2 separate regions of the Homo sapiens genome follow, and region 1 is linked to region 2. A link is an interaction called in ENCODE POLR2A ChIA-PET data of the cell type or tissue named here. Cell type or tissue: OCI-LY7. All regions are shown on one strand.

Evidence for each region. Peaks named below come from ENCODE experiments on the same cell type or tissue, not always from the same donor. Only the 100,000 strongest peaks of a DNase experiment are listed, where the experiment ranks them.
Region 1: POLR2A ChIA-PET joins it to region 2 with 5 read pairs; 3 of 35 experiments call an interaction of 5 or more read pairs at or near these places.

What each region holds. Positions count from the first base shown.
Region 1 is chr17:56,985,911-56,988,410 of GRCh38, reverse strand. It overlaps SCPEP1 (serine carboxypeptidase 1), which reads right to left. Exons shown (of 13, transcript NM_021626.3): 4 at 561-716; 5 at 121-195. Among named protein-coding and RNA genes, the nearest start is that of SCPEP1, 9.0 kb to the right of the region's middle. In OCI-LY7, no CTCF peak of the experiment used is centred here; no DNase peak of the experiment used is centred here.
Region 2 is chr17:57,098,406-57,100,905 of GRCh38, reverse strand. All of the region lies in intron 1 of AKAP1 (A-kinase anchoring protein 1), which reads right to left. Among named protein-coding and RNA genes, the nearest start is that of AKAP1, 14 kb to the right of the region's middle. RefSeq lists an enhancer at 1,765-1,844. In OCI-LY7, no CTCF peak of the experiment used is centred here; a DNase peak (open chromatin) is centred at 1,555.

The sequences.
Region 1 (2,500 bases), 110 kb after region 2:
TAATCGTACTCTGCATGTACATGGCCCTATTCAAAGTATATTTAATAGCACGTGAGTACATAAAAGTAACATAATTGATTTTCTGTCCAAAACCATAACAACAAAGTTATTTTCCATTACCTTATAAAGCTCTAGACCAATGCCAGCTGCCATTTTTCCTCCATAGGACTCTGAGAAAATGTAGAATGGAACTGTCTAGCAAGAAAAGGAATTACACAGAATTAACTACCTTGATTGCTTTTTGAGTCACACAAATTAATTTCAAATTTCTATTGCACGTAATGACCAGAAAAAACAAATCTGCTTTGTCTTCCTCCCCCACCACTCCATATCTGATTATTGCGTCTGATTAGAATGCTCACTCCAAGGTCATTCTTTCAAGTTAAATATCAACTTTAGAGATGACAGAAACAAAAGTCCACAACCCAATCTTGGGAATTAAAAAGTTTTCTCTGAAATCAGCTAGGCATTAAACTCTGGAGGCAGTTCAGGTTTATGCTGATGGATGTAGAGTTGATATTGCCAGCCCTTTACTTAGCTGTTCCTGAGTCTTTGCTTACCTGGAATTCTTTGTGGCAACTGAAGAAGGTCTTCAGGAGAACCATCATGTCTGAAGCCACCATAGCCAGGTCCTTGGCATAGGCACCACTACCATTCACATAACTGAACCCAGTGCCCACGGGATTATCCACAAATAGGAGACTGGCAGCCTGGAGCTATGTACCACGGAGGAAAACGAAATGTTGCAATCAGACATTTGGTCACCAATCATCTTTGGATCATTTTCTACTAGCTCAGCAAAACCCACACATGTGAGGATACCAGCGTGGTGATGATATCCCTGTTGCTAAAAGAGATTTTTAAAAATAAGGGACAGGAACATAGAAAAAAAAACAAAAACAAAGAAAGGCCAACCGCCCCCGCCGCCGCAAAAAAAAAAAAAGGGAGAGGCAGGAAGGAAAGATTAACACACACGGGGATCAAATAATCTGGGCTGTTGCTTTTCATACAATACAAATGTACTAAATGTAATAAACTAGCGCAGAAAGAAGCATGCAGAGACAGTCTATGCACTAACTCGAAGAAGCCAGAGGACACTCAAAGTCTGGACACACATCAGTTTTCTTGGAAATGCATCAAATTTCCACATTGTCCTGGCTTCTCTGTACACTGCAAGAGCAGAATTTATTCTAATACCTTTTCCAAAGAGGTTGAAAGTTATAAAATTTACATATAAAAGATCCTGAATAATGACACAGTCCAGCCATGTCCCTTGCTGATGAGGAAATTAAAGCCCAGAAAGAGCCCAGAATGTGCCTAAGGTCACAAGATCGGACAGGCAGTGGCAGCATCAGGACTGGGACCATGGTCCTCACTCATATGGCCCTTTTAGTTCTAGGAGGCTTGGGGACAATGGGGGTGGGGAGTGGAGGTAGGGGATGACTCTACAACCACTCCTGGAAGTGAGACTTCTGTTGGAACCAAGCACAGGAAAGGCCCAGGCCAAGAGGACAGCATGTACAAAGACCCTGAGGCAAGAGTAGGAAGCACTTAAGAAAGACCAGAGGCCGCGCACGGTGGCTCACGCCTGTAATCCCAGCACTTTGGGAGGCTGAGGTGGGAGGATCACGAGGTCAGGAGATCGAGACCATCCTGGCTAACATGGTGAAATCCCACCTCTACTAAAAATACAAAAAATTAGCCAGGCGCAGTGGCGGGCGCCTGTAGTCCCAGCTACTCAGGAGGCTGAGGCAGGAGAATGGTGTGAACCCGGGAGGCGGAGCTTGCAGCGAGCCGAGATAGCGCCACTGCACTCTGGCCTGGGCGAAAGAGCGAGACTCTGTCTCAAAAACAAAAAAACAGAAAAAAAAAAACAAAGAAAGACCAGAAAGTGGCCGGGCACAGTGGCTCACACCTGTAATCCCAGCACTTTGGGAAGCTGAGGCAGGTGGATCACGAGGTCAAGAGTTTAAGACCAGCCTGACCAGCATGGTAAAACCCCGTCTCTCCTAAAAATACAAAAATTAGCCGGGCGTGCTGGCGCATGCCTATAATCCCAGCTACTCGGGAGGCTGAGGCAGGAGAATCGCTTGAATCCAGGAGGCAGAGGTTGCAGTGAGCTGAGATCGTGCCACTGCACTCTAGCCTTGGTGACGGAGGGACATTCCATTTCCAAAAAAAAAAAAAAAGAGCAGAAAGCTTAGCTTCTAATGCGAGAGGGAGGCTGGAGGAGGAGCACTGAGGAAAGTGGAGAACATTCATAGCAATAGGTGCAGCCGGGAGAGTGGGAGCACAGAGAGAGGAACAGCCACAAGCCCTGAGTGGGGCCCACGCTGTGCAGCAGCCCCAGGGTGGGTGTGCAGTTCTGCCCATGGGCAGCCTGGGCGTAAGGGCTAAGCAGGTGGACAGTGGGAGTGACCCAAGGCTGGGTTTGGCAAGGCTGTAAAGGGAGAAGGATATGGGAGTTGACCACAGAGGGGTGAGGGAAGGAAGAGACGAT
Region 2 (2,500 bases):
AGGCATGCGCCACCACACCCAGCTAATTTTGTATTTTTAGTAGAGACAGGGTTTCTCCATGTTGGTCTGGCTGGAAAAAATAATTTAAAAAAAAAGAGTAAGGACAGTTTGAGACGGGAAAGTGGCTATGAGGAAAGGCTGCAATGGATAGGGGAGTGTGCCCGTGGCCTGCTGTCAAAAGATTCAAATCCTACCTAACAGGGCACATGCCAGCAGGAAGAGGAGTGGAGTCTAAACCCAGGTTTTCATCCGGTCAGTTTGTTTGTTTGTTTACTTATTTATTTATTTAAGACAGAGTCTTGCTCTGTCGCCCAAGCTGGAGTGCAGTGGGCACGATCTCGGCTTACAGCAACCTCTGCCTCCTAGGTTCAAGTGATTCTCCCACCTCAGCCTCCCAAGTAGCTGGGATTACAGGCACACGGCACCATGCCTGGCTAATGTTTGTGTGTGTGTGTGTGCGTGTGTGTGTGTGTGTGTTTTAGCAGAGATGGAGTTTCACACCATGTTGGCCAGGCTGGGCTCGAACTCCTGACCTCAAGTGATCCACCCACCTTGGCCTCAAAAACTGCTGGGATTATAGGCGTGAGCCACCGCGCCTGGCCAGGTCAGTAAATTTAGATTGTGATTCCTTATTAACTAGGCAATCCCATTTCACCCAGATTTATAGCTGTGACTCCCATAGCAATTATCTGATCGCAGGAAAAAGATTAAATGGGATGGGGTAGAGAAGAAAAACAATCCTAACAGCTACCCCACCGGGGGCTAGTTCTCCTTATTTTACATATCAAGGGCCCAAGGCCGCAGACTCTAATTGGCTGTCTGCTCAAAACACAAACCACCTCTCAAGATGGCTGGGAGAAGCCCCACCCCTTTAGAACTAAAAGTTGATCCCAAGGGGTCCTGCCTGTCTCCAGCAGTTAGTTGCTGGTCCCACACCACACCACCACACCCAGCCTCCCAAGATCCCATAAGGGGGCTATACTACAGTGAGGTAGAGACCCAACACTCAAAGCACGCACCTCTGCCCTGGCTTTGGTCCTGTACCCTGGGCCACCCATACCCAGTCCCCAGCACCTTCTGTCACTAGGCTCCCTGCACTTCACCTGCCCTGTTCTCAGTCCTCAGACAGAATGCACAGAATCACCACTGCAGGCCACAACACCCATCTCTGCCTGCTGCTCTGTAGTTTACCAGGACACCACCACTAGCCCTCCCTGCCCAGCTTGTTCCCCAGAGACTGAGGCTCTAAGCCCTCAGACCACCACCTCTAGAGTCACCCCTATAGTCACTGGAGCTACTGAAGAATTACTGCCTGGAAAACATGGTTTCTACAACATTTCCAAGCCAGGGATGGCCTCCTAGAAGGCACTGAATACTGCTACCCATTTCACCCAACCCACAGAATCCAGGATGTCCCACCTAAATTCCCAGTGCCCATCTCTCCCCAGCCTTCACCCCGCACTCTGGACTAGAGCCAGAGACCCAAGGCTGAGCAATCAGGAACCAGGTGTCACTGCTTCTATGCAGTGAGTGGCTCAAGATAAAGCCCTTCTCACACCATTGCTTCCAGGAACAGAAACTGCCTGGCTTGAAGCGCTCCACCAGCACTTGAGAACAGAGATTACCAGATCCCCGAAGAGCAGAGTGGAAGATGTGTTTTTTTCCTTGTTACCAGGGAATTGTGCCTAGAGATGTGAACCATCCTCCAACAAGAACAGAGCCAAGAGACCCTGGGATCAGCAGGCCTTGGCTGGGTCTCACTAAGGGCACCCATTGCCAGGAGACACCTCACAGATGCCCCTCTACCAGCCCCCACTTCCCACTAGTCAAGAAATCAGCTAGGCTAGGTGCGGTGGCTCACGCCTGTAATCCCAGCACTTTGGGAGGCCGAGGCGGGCAGATCACGAGATCAGATCAAGACCATCCTGGCTAATACAGTGAAACCCCGCCTCTACTAAAAATACAAAAAAAAAAAAAATAGCGGGGCTTGGTGGCGGGCACCTGTAGTCCCAGCTACTTGGGAGGCTGAGGCAGGAGAATGGCATGAACCTGGGAGGCGGAGCTTGCAGTGAGCTGAGATCGCACCACTGCAGTCCAGCCTGGGCAACAGAGTGAGACTCCGTCTCAAAAAAAAAAAAAAAAAAATCAGCTAGCCCCTCACTCCCTCACCCCTGAGCCACTCTCACCTCAGTCAAACAGACTTCTTGGAATTGGTAAGATGCCATTTTGCCCAATTTACGTGGTCCGACAGGGCTACAAGAGGTGGTATAAAATGCATCAGGCTTTCCTGAGTGCCCAGGTAGTGCCACCTCTTTTCATACATACACATACCCCTTTAGCCTTACAAGGCTCTTCTGACATCTTCCTTCCTGCACTGGGCCAGACTCTTCGGAGTTGCTCTCTTTGCCCTGAGGTGTTTTTTTTTGTAAACCTGAACTTCTCAACATTTAAGTGGTATCACAGTAGTCCCCAAAGCCTTCCTACTCACAAGCTAATCAAA